2 separate regions of the Homo sapiens genome follow, and region 1 is linked to region 2. A link is a contact called in ENCODE Hi-C data. All regions are on one chromosome and are shown on one strand. The core of a region is the stretch at or near the end of the contact, and the rest is flanking DNA. Distances in the headings are between cores, read along the strand shown. Region 1 overlaps MED12L (mediator complex subunit 12L). Region 2 overlaps MED12L (mediator complex subunit 12L).

What was found. Hi-C counts contacts between places; a loop is a spot of excess contacts on that map. Pooled maps may share reads with other maps.
Region 1: a map of mammary epithelial cell shows a loop between it and region 2 (4-fold over the local background). The contact joins two enhancer-like sites. A Hi-C loop is called at or near these places in 4 of 168 maps with a recorded cell type or tissue (IMR-90, PC-3, PC-9 and 1 more) and 11 of 50 pooled maps.

What each region holds. Positions count from the first base shown.
Region 1 is chr3:151,429,673-151,435,891 of GRCh38, forward strand. It overlaps MED12L (mediator complex subunit 12L), which reads left to right. Exons shown (of 45, transcript NM_001393769.1): 44 at 627-708; 45 at 3,080-6,219. The coding sequence ends at 3,132. It also overlaps a transcript of IGSF10 not described here. Among named protein-coding and RNA genes, the nearest start is that of IGSF10, 28 kb to the right of the region's middle. Within about 2 kb of position 4,684, at least 2 of the 41 ENCODE cell types and tissues checked have a DNase peak (open chromatin) inside an H3K27ac peak, as active enhancers do.
Region 2 is chr3:151,168,521-151,174,314 of GRCh38, forward strand. All of the region lies in intron 11 of MED12L (mediator complex subunit 12L), which reads left to right. Among named protein-coding and RNA genes, the nearest start is that of GPR171, 32 kb to the right of the region's middle. Within about 2 kb of position 1,276, at least 14 of the 41 ENCODE cell types and tissues checked have a DNase peak (open chromatin) inside an H3K27ac peak, as active enhancers do.

The sequences.
Region 1 (6,219 bases), core at 3,434-5,933, 260 kb after region 2:
CCTCTCATCTGATTCTTCCTACAGAGCCTGTATTTGCATGGCCCTGGGAATTAGCACTTTCTTAAAGTTAGTGCCTCACTCACTCATCCTGCCCAGGCCCGGGCTCTGAGGGTGGGATTAGCGAACCTTCATCCTCCATCATATGGGGAGGGTATAGTCCCAAATGAGCCCTAGTCCTAGGGCACCACCCTGCCTCACCAGATTATTTTCTCCCATTTGTGCAAGGCACAACCTGTAGTCCTTGAACAAATCTTCCAACCAGAGAGCTTTCATTTTGCCAGTATTAATATCATGATACTCATGAGCTAGCTGGTGAAGGGTGAGATGACCAGGATCTTTGAGCTGCTGAGCTACGTCTGTAGTGTGGAGTTCTTCATTGGGGCTCTTCAAATAAATGCCAACTAATAACCTGGAGCTTGGGTTCCTGAATAGATGGGGTACTTCAGATGTTCACCAGATGCACAACAAGGTGTAGATGAAAATTAATCCACACACAGTTGTCATAGCCCTTTTTTCGTGAAGTGTTGAGAAGTACCTTACAGACTGGCCCTGCGAGTTAGTCTCTGTTCTTGTCTGTGATTGGCACCATGGAATGATTTCTGTCCTTTCTCCTGTCGCCATTACAGTTTCCCAGGCAAGGCTTGCAGCAGACCCAGCAGCAGCAGCAGACGGCCGCCTTGGTGCGGCAGCTCCAGAAGCAGCTTTCCAGTAAGTACCCCTGTGTGTCATGGAACAGACAGCTCCCGGAAAATTAAAAATAAGCCAGCGAAACGTAAAGTGGCGGCTCTCCCAAGATGGTACCATCTTCCTCAGTACAATGTTCATGTTATTTGGTTTAGCCCAAGGTATTTTCATTCTGTCTTCGTTTGGTTTTGGCTTGAATGCTTCCTTTCCTGGGAAAGCCCCAATTTTTCTCAAATTCAGTGAAGATACTTTCTTTTTGCTTCCACCAGAATCTAGAAATATTTCTTCTCATTGGGGGGACTCCTATGGAATCAAAGGTGTCCTTTGTTTAAAGCTGGAGAGTTCAGGGAGCATCAGCTAATGCCCTTAATTATACAGATGAATAAAGTTAGCTGGCCTCCCGAAGATCTTCAGATACAGGGAGGCCAGCACTAAACTGTCAGACTGTGAATGTTCTTACCACTGCACCATCCTACCCTTCTGATAGTGACTCATAAATCAAAACCTATAACATCATACACAGCATGATCGAGACAGTGTTTTCTCCCTAGTAATCTTGCCTGTAGTGCTGGTGTGGTGTTTTTGTTTTGTTTTGTTTTGTTTAATGTGCTGCCTTTCTAGAGAATTTACCAATAGCCCATTTCATCATACCTCATCTCAATGCCAGCAGTGTGCTCCCATGAATTGAATCACCCCTGGGCGGGTGTCATAGGACGGAAAATCCTTTTAGAAATGGGAGCAAGCTCCCTGTGATGCAAAGAATATTAGCCTGGAAGTCAGAAGACGTAAATTTTGGTGTCAGCTTGGCTGCCATTATCTGGATTGTGTAGTTTTTCCATCCGTGCAATGAGTGAGACTAGCAGTTTCTTCTTGGTCTTGGATTATGTACTTGTGAGGTACCAGAGGGAAGACTAGTTTGTGGTGAAGGCAGTGGTGCAGGTCTGGTAGCCTGCTGAGACATAAGGAAACAGGTCATGTAATTACTGAGGGGCAGCTTGGTTTTAGTCTTAATTTTCTGCCTGGCTGCTGTGTGAGTTGATTTTCTGACAGAGGGATATCCCTCTTACACCTTAGTGTCTGTCTCTACCAGTGGATACCCAAAATTTTTTTTCTTCTTTAAAAATATTTTCCTCTTATGGCCTCATTTAATGTCAGTTAAATCAAGTAAATCTTCATTTCTAGCTACTGTTTACTGTTTAATAGATCTGGTCTATTAAAACACATTTGTAATTAAAATCTCATTATGTTTCACTAATTCCAGAATCCTTATTCTTATAGAAAATACAATCTTAAGGCAGATTTTTTCTTCTAGTGTTTAGAAATAGGTAACTATGATTTTTATAAAGTGGCATCTGTTTGGGGAAAGATATCTACTCTTAGTTCCTGTCTACCAGAGCTCAGCTTTTTGTTAAAGCCATCATTTATGGAGGACTCTCTAGGACCCAGGCACTAGGACTTTCCATGTATTGATTTACTTTATTTTTAACCCACCCTGTGAGATTATGTATTATTACTGTTCCCACATTACAGATGAGGAAGCAACTGAAGAACGGGAACATTGACTAATTTGCCCAAGGTTTTTCAGCTAATAGAGCTGAGGCTTGAGCTCAGAAGCATTCCTTCCAGAGCCCACCTCCTAACCACAGTATATACTCAGCTGCCTGATAAGCAGTTATGCCACACTCCATTGTTGAAGGGTGGTGACTAAACTGAGCTGCTCACCACACAACTCCAGAGGGCTCCTTTGATAGCATGGCCCATGTGAATGGGGCCTCCGGATTTGAATACTCCAGAGTTAAACAAGCAGTAGCTGTTTCTAAGCCCATGTCATTTTTTGGTATCTACTGACCATTCCTTGTTTCTGTATGCATGTGCAGGCATGCATGTCTACATAGGCACACGCTTGAGTCATCACACACGGACAGTCTTGCACCTGCATATACTCTTGCACAGTTCTGTTGTACATACCTTATGGCTATTTGCAGAAAATTGCCCAGTTCCAATCTAATTTTTTCTTACCAATTATGTGTTAAAGTAGAATTGCTGACTTTCATAAGCATTTTGAGAACTTTCAATGTTTTATGAAACTTTTACTGTATTCCTTTTGAAAGTTAATACCAAGTAGTTTAGTTCAGAGGGAGACACTCTGGATGGGCCAGTAACCTAAATCCTGCGGCCTTGCATTGGCAAGTGTGGACTGTGAATAAAGGTGTCCCCTCTGCAGGGTGGTACTTGAATCCCACCACAAGGGTTTTTCAGGGCAAGGATAGTACTCTCCGGCCATTCTGTTTCCCTGTACCTGCAGCTGGTACTGAGAGCAGTGACAAGAGGGTAGCATCCATCTGTGCAATAGTTTTGTGTCTGTAATTTTGGTTCAATTTATTTTTCTCCTTAGGCAACCAGCCACAGCAAGGAGTGACTCCGTATGGGCATCCTTCACACTTCTGAATCTGCAAGAGGAGAAGACATGACGTTTTATGTTTGCACTGAAAAACAGAAAATCAAATTTAATGCATTAGTCATCTTAAAAATGTCCCTTTTTTTCATTTCTTTGACATTTTACTATATTTTATGCTACATCTCACAAAAAAAAAAAAAGGTGTTTAAACAAAAAGCCAAGGAGAAGTTGTGGTTTGATTTTGTTGAATTCACCTTTAAAGTAGGTTTACAAATGTGAATCATGCAGGCAGGCCTACTCCCGGAAGAGTGTGCTAGCAGACCTTTTGAAATTGGTGCTTTTTTTGAATCTCACATTTCTAGAAAGAATGGATTATGATGGATCTAAGGTATTTATGTATTTCATTCATTAATGATGACGTTGTTTTTTTTTTTTTAATTTTATTTTCCAAACTGTGCTGGACCAAACTACTGATTTGAAAGGCATGTCAGATCTTGACAGAAACATGGCCTGTTTATTCTGCATTCACCTGTGATGGTGAAACGGACATTTATTTGCATCGCTCTAATTTGAAATGTTTGTAATCTCATAAGCACTTTATAAACTTTGTTCTTATTTATGTAGGACTCTTCTTTGCTTTTGTTGTGGTCAAAAGGTGCTGAAACAGATTGTTGCTTCGTACTTAAACTTCTTAAACCAAGAACCTAAACCAAGGTTTCTTTGAGAGCCGCCCTAAGATGTGCGGAAACCTGTTAGAAGTAGCTGTACTCAAATTTGTTTTGAGGCAAGATCATTGATGAGAGTCATTGTGAAGGTACAACATGTAAATCCTAAAGGCCTGAAAGAACTGCAGTGGAATCGTCCAACTATTTATTGCCAGTTTTGGTTCTCCTGAACCTTATGCCACCTTAAGGGGAAAAAAAAATCCAGTAGCTGGCTTGAGATTCCAGTGCTCACACTTGACATGGTTTCCAGAGAATCTGGCCCCAAAGTCCAGAAGGCTCTGGTTTTCATAAAAGGTGTATTTGCTGTTTATTTTGTATGGTAAGTATTTGCTCTTTTGAATTTAATTATTACTGTCAGTGTCAGTCTTGGTTGTGTATTGCATATACTGTATTTATAAATTGGTGCAAAAAGCACAAGTAAATTATACATCAAATTTATTATAAAGAAATAGTAACTATTTTAACTTTGTTCAAGTATGTGGTAATTTGCTCCTATTAGAGTAAAAAAGAAACCAGTAAATTATCAGTTTGTGTAACTTAAGAGTATTCTATATAATATTTTTTTAGATTTAGATGCATAAAATTTTGAATGTGAAAATTGCAGGGCATTTTAAAACATATGTGGGGGATATTTTCCCATGTTCTCTGTTATTTCATTTTCTTTTGCCATATGATTTTACATATAATATAGTCAAGCATACTGTGAATAGACTTGTCTATAATGAGCAGACCATGTAAATCTACTTTTTTTAAAATGTAGCTAGTACAACTTTAGTAGACATTTTCTTTTGCAAATCATTATCTATAAATAATTTATATCTTCCTGGGTGAGTTACTCATTGCAAAGTTTGACTCATGCAAATGACCTCAAATACATGTCAGCTTACTTTGCTGTGGCAACATCCATGTGAACTGCTTTGTACACTGTGAAAATATTTCACTCCAGCCTGCCCATTTTGTGTTTACTCTGGGCTGGAAAAGACTTTGCCAAAACATTAAAAACTATTCTTTTCACTAAATTAATAGTCTATCTGCTTTCAGAAGATGTATCATCTATCTGTACACATTTTTGCTGGTTTTGTATATCAGATTTTTTCCTCTCAAGAAACATACTTAGATAAGCTAATGAAGTTGTTTTCTTCAAAGTAATATATCTATATAATGACTGCATTGGCAAATCAACCGAAATGTGAATGTTGTGCCTAGTGAGTGAGTCATGTTCCATCATTATTTCTTTCCAAATTTCTTTGCCAGTTCAGTTTGAACCATATATTTTGTAGCTCAGCATTGCAAACAACAGTAATACTGTTTTAAGAATGAGTGTTATAATTGCATAGCATTTGTATGCACTTTATACTTTGCAGAGGTGAGTTAAATTATTAATCATTTTGCACATGAAAGCTGTGGGGCATATCTTTTTTCTTTTTTTAGGTGAGGAAGTTATGCTACGACTCTAATTAATTCCACGATTCTATTGAAAGTTGAGGAATGCTGTTTTACCCCTGCGCATTATAAAGAAAATAACTAGAATTACTTTAGTCTTCAGATTTTCTCCCTGTTAATTCTGTATCTTGAGAGGTTTCTTTTTTTTTTTTTTTTTTTTCTTTTCTTGCAAATGCATTCTTTTGCATTAAGATGGTCACAAGGTAAAGCCCTGTGGCAGAACCTGGTACTTTACCTTACCAGAGGAAATTACCTTAGAATAAGATGGAGCGAGACCCCAGCTCCCCTTAAAGACAAGACCTTGAAATCAAATGGAGTCAGCTATACCTATCAATCAATCACAGTTCTTGGATATAAGAAGCCCATAGACTCTCTTGTTTACACTGTAGGCTTTTTCTTAATAGGGTTGCATTTGTCAGTCATTGCATTTACCCTTCTTGGCCTGGAAGTAGAGGAGATCAATGCGTAGCTTTGACCACTTCCAGCCACAGGGTACTAACATCAGACATAAGTTGCAACCAGGTCACATTTTAGGCTGAGATGGGGCTAACTGAAAGTCAGTGTGATGAAAACCCAAGGGCGCTATTCCACATGTCTCAAATGATTGGCAGGGGCTAACTTATTAGTAATTCTCGGTTTTGTGCACTGAGATATCTAAGACCTATGGCATTTTTTTCCCATTTATAAAGCTCCTATAATTCTTAAGTAAGTACTAGGTGAATGTTTGAATAGATGCTGGAGAAATTACACTGGAAAACCCCACCCCTAGATTTAGATAAGATCAATCATTTAATATTCCCCAAATTAATTCAGGTTGAATTAAGCATGTAATATAAATTCAGTGAATTACAAAAACACATTTTGTGTAGGATTGATCAGATTTTAAATACAGTGAAACTTCATTATATATAATAGACCTAGACCCTCCCAAGCATTTTCCCATCCCATAAAGAATTAATGAAATGAAAT
Region 2 (5,794 bases), core at 26-2,525:
CATTTCTGGAAGGGCCATCAGTGTTGCCCCATTTAGCAGTAATTATTTTGAATGTTGACTCAACTTCAGAAAGACTTGATGAAAACTACGTTTTCAACCCATAATTCAGATTGGTCACCTTTTCTTAATAGTCTGGCAAAAAGGATAACAAAATAGATGGATCCTTCTGTAATACTTAACATTAAATTATTATTAGTATTTTTCCAAGACAGTCTCAGTCTGTTGCCCAGGCTAGAGTGCAGTGGTACTGTCTTGGCTCCCTGCAACCTCTGCCTCTCAGGTTCAAACAATTTTCATGCCTCAGCCTCCCCAGTAGCTGGGATTATAGGTACATACTACTGTGTCCAGCTAATTTTTCTATTTGTAGTCAGGCTGGTCTCAAACTCCTTGCCTCAAGTGATCCATCTGCCTTGGACTCTCAAAGTGCTGGGAGGTGTGAGCCAGTGTGCCTGGACTAAATTAATTTTTAAAATATGTCGTTGGTATCTGTATGTATGGTATATGCATCAAGGTATATATGTATATGTAATCAAGTTTTATCTCTCTATTTACTCCTTAACAGGGGTTACTGTTTTCTTTTTCTTTGTTTTTTTTTTTTTTTGTTTTTTTTTTTTTGAGACGGAGTCTCTGTCTGTCTCCCAGGCTGGAGTGCAGTGGCGTGATCTTGGCTCACTGCAACCTCCACTTCCTGGGTTCAAGCAATTCTCCTGCCTCAGCCTTCCAAGTAGCTGGAATTACAGGTGCCCTGCCGTCACGCCCGGTTAATATTTTTATATTTTTAGTATAGATTGGGTTTCACCATGTTGGCCAGGCTGGTCTCTAATTCTTGGCCTCAAGTGATCCACCCGCCTTGGCCTCCTAAAGTGCTGGGATTACAGGCATGAGCCACCGTGCCCAGCCCTGTTTTCTTGACTGCAGAGTCACTTTGCGTATTTCTGGAATTCATGCATGTGCTGCAGCATCATGTTAACTGATCAGCTGGTGATCTTGAGTAAGTTACTCAAGGCTTTGTGCAATAGTGCCCTTCCTGGTTAAGTAGGCATAGAGTACTTGCCCTTTTTTTCTCTAAGGAAACATGAACACTTTGAGAATTATAAGGCACTATACAAATATGTTTTAAAAATTGTTAACAATAATAATATAGCAATTATTAGTATTATACTGGAAGAACTAATGTGATGATGCTGTTCTCTGATAAGGAGTTACGTGTGGTTAGGATTCAGAAATTGGTCTCACTTCTTTAAAATATACTTCCCCTTTTTTGTTTTCATAATTCATTCAGGATTTAGATAGCACGATAGATAAAACATGATCAACTTCTGTAGTTGCAATAGGTTGGAGGTTTGCTGTTACTAGAAGTCGTGTCTAGGTAGGCCTAGGCCCCAGGTTGCATAGCCTGCTTCTTCACATCTGTTGGGAAAACCTGAATTTCACCCTCCTTGATTCCTTAATTCCCTTTTCTCTGGAACTGCGACAGGGAAATGCAGTCCTCTCTACTTCCTTGTAGGGAGGGGAGAACTTCTGTCTAAATGGGAGAAGTTTGTGTGTGTAATCAGTTTCAGTATTGGTGAAAGCCTGTTGAAAACTGCAGTGCATGGGATGAAGGCATCCGAGGCCTGGGCCCTGCCTTGTGGTTGGACTGTGGTCATGAGAGTGGGAGTAGGAGCTGATTCTGTGCCCACATTGGGGTGTGCCAGGCTATGTGGTGTGCCTTCACTGATTCCACATGGAATGCACTATTTCTTTTTTTCTTTTTCTTTTTTTTTTTTTTTTGAGATGGAGTCTTGCTCTGTCACCTAGGCTGGAGTGCAGTGGCGTGATCTTGGCTCACTGTAACCTCTGCCTCCTGAGTTCAAGCCATTCTCTGCCTCAGCCTCCCGAGTAGCTGGGATTAATAGGCGCCTGCCACCATGCCCGGCTAATTTTTCTATTTTTAGTAGAGATGGGGTTTCACCATGTTGGCCAGGCTGTTCTTGAACTCTTGACCTCGTGATCCACCCACCTCAGCCTCCCAAAGTGCTAGAATTACAGGCGTGAGCCACTGCACCTGGCCTGGAATGTGCTAATTCTTTACTCTCCCTCCCTGTTGCCCTTTACCGCCCCATTTCCTTGGCCACTGTTTCTGTGTCTGGGCTTTTGGGTATAATGGCAAGGGAGGTGAAAATAAAAATCTCAAAAACCTGAGTGTTTCCTTATTCTAGATCTGTGCTGCTTAGTTTTCCATTCAGAGTAGTGTGAGATATAAAGATGGTAATACTGAGGTCAGGGCTCATGTCCCACAGTGGCCAGGCAGGTAGTGGGAATGAGTCGGGGGATGCTATGTATAAGGCAGCCTGGAGGTGGTGGGGGTTGAGGTGTCTGGGAAGTGGGCAGACCCTGTCTGAAGAGGGAAGCCTCTCAAATTCTTAGATTCTGCTTGGGATCCACTGTTCCCTGATCATCCAACATTTCAAGAGAAGCTGGATGTCAAGATCTGCATGTAAACTTTCCTGATTTTAAAATACTGTGCAGCCAGGCAGTGTGTCTGCTGGCCATATTCACTCAGATGCTTGTCACTTTTCAATTCCTGGTACATGTCTTCTACAACATGTACTCACTTATTTGCTTGTTTAGTGTTTCAGAGCCATTTCTAGTCTGGGTGATGGAGGTGGCAAATCCTGACATCCACACAAAGGAGTCGTTATGTGGACAGTGGGACCCCTGGTTTCCACATGCTCACTGAGCCTGTCACTTGTGACCTCACCTCTGAGCAGCTGGAGGAGGAGTTGCTCTCTTTGCTTTTCAGAGGCCTCAGACCACTTCCTTCCTCTTGGCATCTCTCTGTTTGGGATGAGTGTGAGCACGGAGGCAGCTGCATCTTTAGGGTGCCTCAAGGACATGGATAGAAGGGACAGGCTAAAGGTGGCAGGAAGAGCTGCCTTTTCACTTCTCTCTTTGGGGGTCCCAGGAAGCCAGCTTTATCCTGAGTAATGAAAAGATGGAACCGGCTGCACTGGACAGAGTGTTCCTGCAGCAGCATGTGTGTTTCCTCCTTCCCTGCTGCTAAAACCACACACCCCAGACGGGGAAACTTACATATTTATTGTTTGGATTTGTTTTATGCTTAGACTATTCGTGCAGAATTCTTTGAAAGGTTGTGATGAGTTCATAGTGATGTTTTGAATGGCAAAGGCCCTAAGTTTAGAAAATGTGCTTTCCTCACCTGTGGCACAGAGTGTCCCAGGCCCAGCCAGGTTTGTATCAGTGCAGCTGGCGAACTCTGCTTCACCACCACGATCCAGAGGACAAAAGCTCGCTTTCTGTCAGTGCTGGGCTTGTTCCACATTTGTCTTCCTGCAAGCGTTTCCCTGGGGTCTATGTTTCTTCTTCTCCTCACCTTATGCACATTATCAGCCCCAAGTACCATGCATGGGGCCCAGGAGATGCTCAGTCGCATTTATTGAATTCATTTTTTAGACCTCATTAAAAAGCTACTCGGGCAGTGAACTGGAAGGGGAAGCACCCCTATAAGATTTGGCTTGGAAAGGTAGAGATGAATACAGTCATGGAATCTGTATATATCAGTCTTAGACGAATGCTTAGATTCAGATGTGGGAGAGAGTACGTGCAGGTAGAGGTAGGGGTGTGGCTGACAGGGGAGCTCTCTGCTGTGAAATCAGCAGTTTAGTGTATTTCTTTAGGGACATTGGACAATTCACGTATTTTTGATGAGTCTCAGTTTCCTCATTTTGTAAAATGGGCATGCTATTTCCTGACGATGTGAAAATGACATGAAATATTTGATTGATAAACCATTCAAATATTTATAGTTCCCAGCATGTAAATGGGTACTTAATAAACACTAGCTGCTATTATTACTGACTGATGTATATAGAGTTAGTTAAAAACTGCAGAATTGGAAGGAATATGATCAGAGACTCATAGTGGGCCCCTTGGGGCTACTGTGGGCACACACAGATACCCATCACGCAGTCTACTAATCATAAGGCACAGCCAGGATCTTTTGGGCTTTTTACATTTGCTGGTTTTCATGAAGTCTTTACTCTCTGTAGGGAGGCAGTTGGATGGCATTGATCCACTCAGGATGGGGTAGCTGCAGGACCATGTTGTAAAGGAAATCATGTTCATTTAAATGCTTAGGTTTTGTTGTTGTTTAAGGAAAAAAGTCAGTTTCTAAAACCAAGACTGCAGAAAGTCAAATAAGGCAAAAGTCAAGCAAGCAAGGAAAATGTGCATGGATGGCTTTCTGTTGAGATCCAGGTGTGCTGAATTTATGTTGTTGATGCTGATCACAGCCCAGCCAGAAGTGTATTGTGCTTCAGAAGCTAACACATTTCCTACTGGACACCCAAAGGAAGCGTTGCTAGTCTTTTACAACTAGTATTTTCTTATTTTTTGAAATAATGTGTTAGTAAAAGTTTGGTTTCTAGTAACATAGTTGGGAAAACAAAATTGTGTGTCCAGTTATTTAGACTTGCTGTCACTGAGAAGGGCCTGTCACACATTGTTTAGATTGGAGTGGGCCTCTTGATTTGTTTTTGAGTATTATGCGACTTTTTTTTTTTTTTAACTTTTTTGTGTGTGTTCTTTTTAGACAACGAGCCCTGTTTTAGTGTTATGTCATCTTATTTAGTTTTTCCCTGGCCTGTGAGATGCACGTTATTCTTTTTCTTACTTTCTCTTTTTAAAAAATCTTTTACTTTTTTGACAAGGCAACCAATGCTAGAGAGGATGAGAAATTGTTGAGGCTGATACCCAACTCATTGGTGGAAGAAAGGAATTGGAATCCTAAGTAGTTCCAATTAACAGTACAATCCAAATGGTACTCTTAACTAGTACGTTCTATTTCTTCTACTGTTTATTTAAAAAATGATTTTATTTCAGTGAACAATATAGCTGAAGTAACAAGTTTCAGATGTAATTTTGGAAAAAAGAGGAAGACACCTTTGTAATTGCCATGAACAATTTTCACCAACAATTTCCAAATATGAATATTGGTACATTTATGTGATGGAATAATCTATTAATTTTTAAAAGCTTGCTTGACAATTTTAACATAGTAAACAATATTTTAATTAGAAAATTCAAATCCTCAAGTTGAGCACGCTGGCCTTGGTAGGATACCATAGACTTTAGGCCAGTTCAGACCTGATTTTCAGTCTTCATTTTGCTCCCAAGTATTTGAGTGGCTTCAGATCTCCCTTAGTGTCAGTCTGTTTGTCTGTACAATGGCCTTACTAATAGAATCCACTTCGTGTAGTAGTACATGATAAGCACTTAGTAAATGCCAGTTGTTATGTTCTTGACTGGACAGCTTTTGGTTGTCAAGTGAGTAGAACAAAGCACCATCTTCTAGAAATTTGTAATTCCTTCTTATCTGTATGTTACTTTGATCTTCATAAAAGGCAAGCAGTAAAGTTTTTTGTACAGTGATGAATTTTGGAAATTACGCATAATATTTTAATTATAGCTTGAATATCCCTTACGTGAAATATTTGAGAGTAGAAGTGTTTAGGAGTTTAGACTTTTTTCAGATTTTGGAATATTTGCATTATATACTTACCAGTTGAGCACCCCAGTTTGAAAATCTGAAGTGTGAAATACTCCAGTGAGCATTTCCTTTGCGCATCAGGTTGGTCTTCAGAACATTTTGGATTTTGGAGCATTTCAGATTTTGGATTTTCAGATAGGGATGCTCAGTCTGTATTTTAAATATGAGAGACATGTACTTGTTAAGGACTTTTGGAGAGATTTTACTTTGAAATTATGGATCAGCCCCTGTATGACTTTCTGT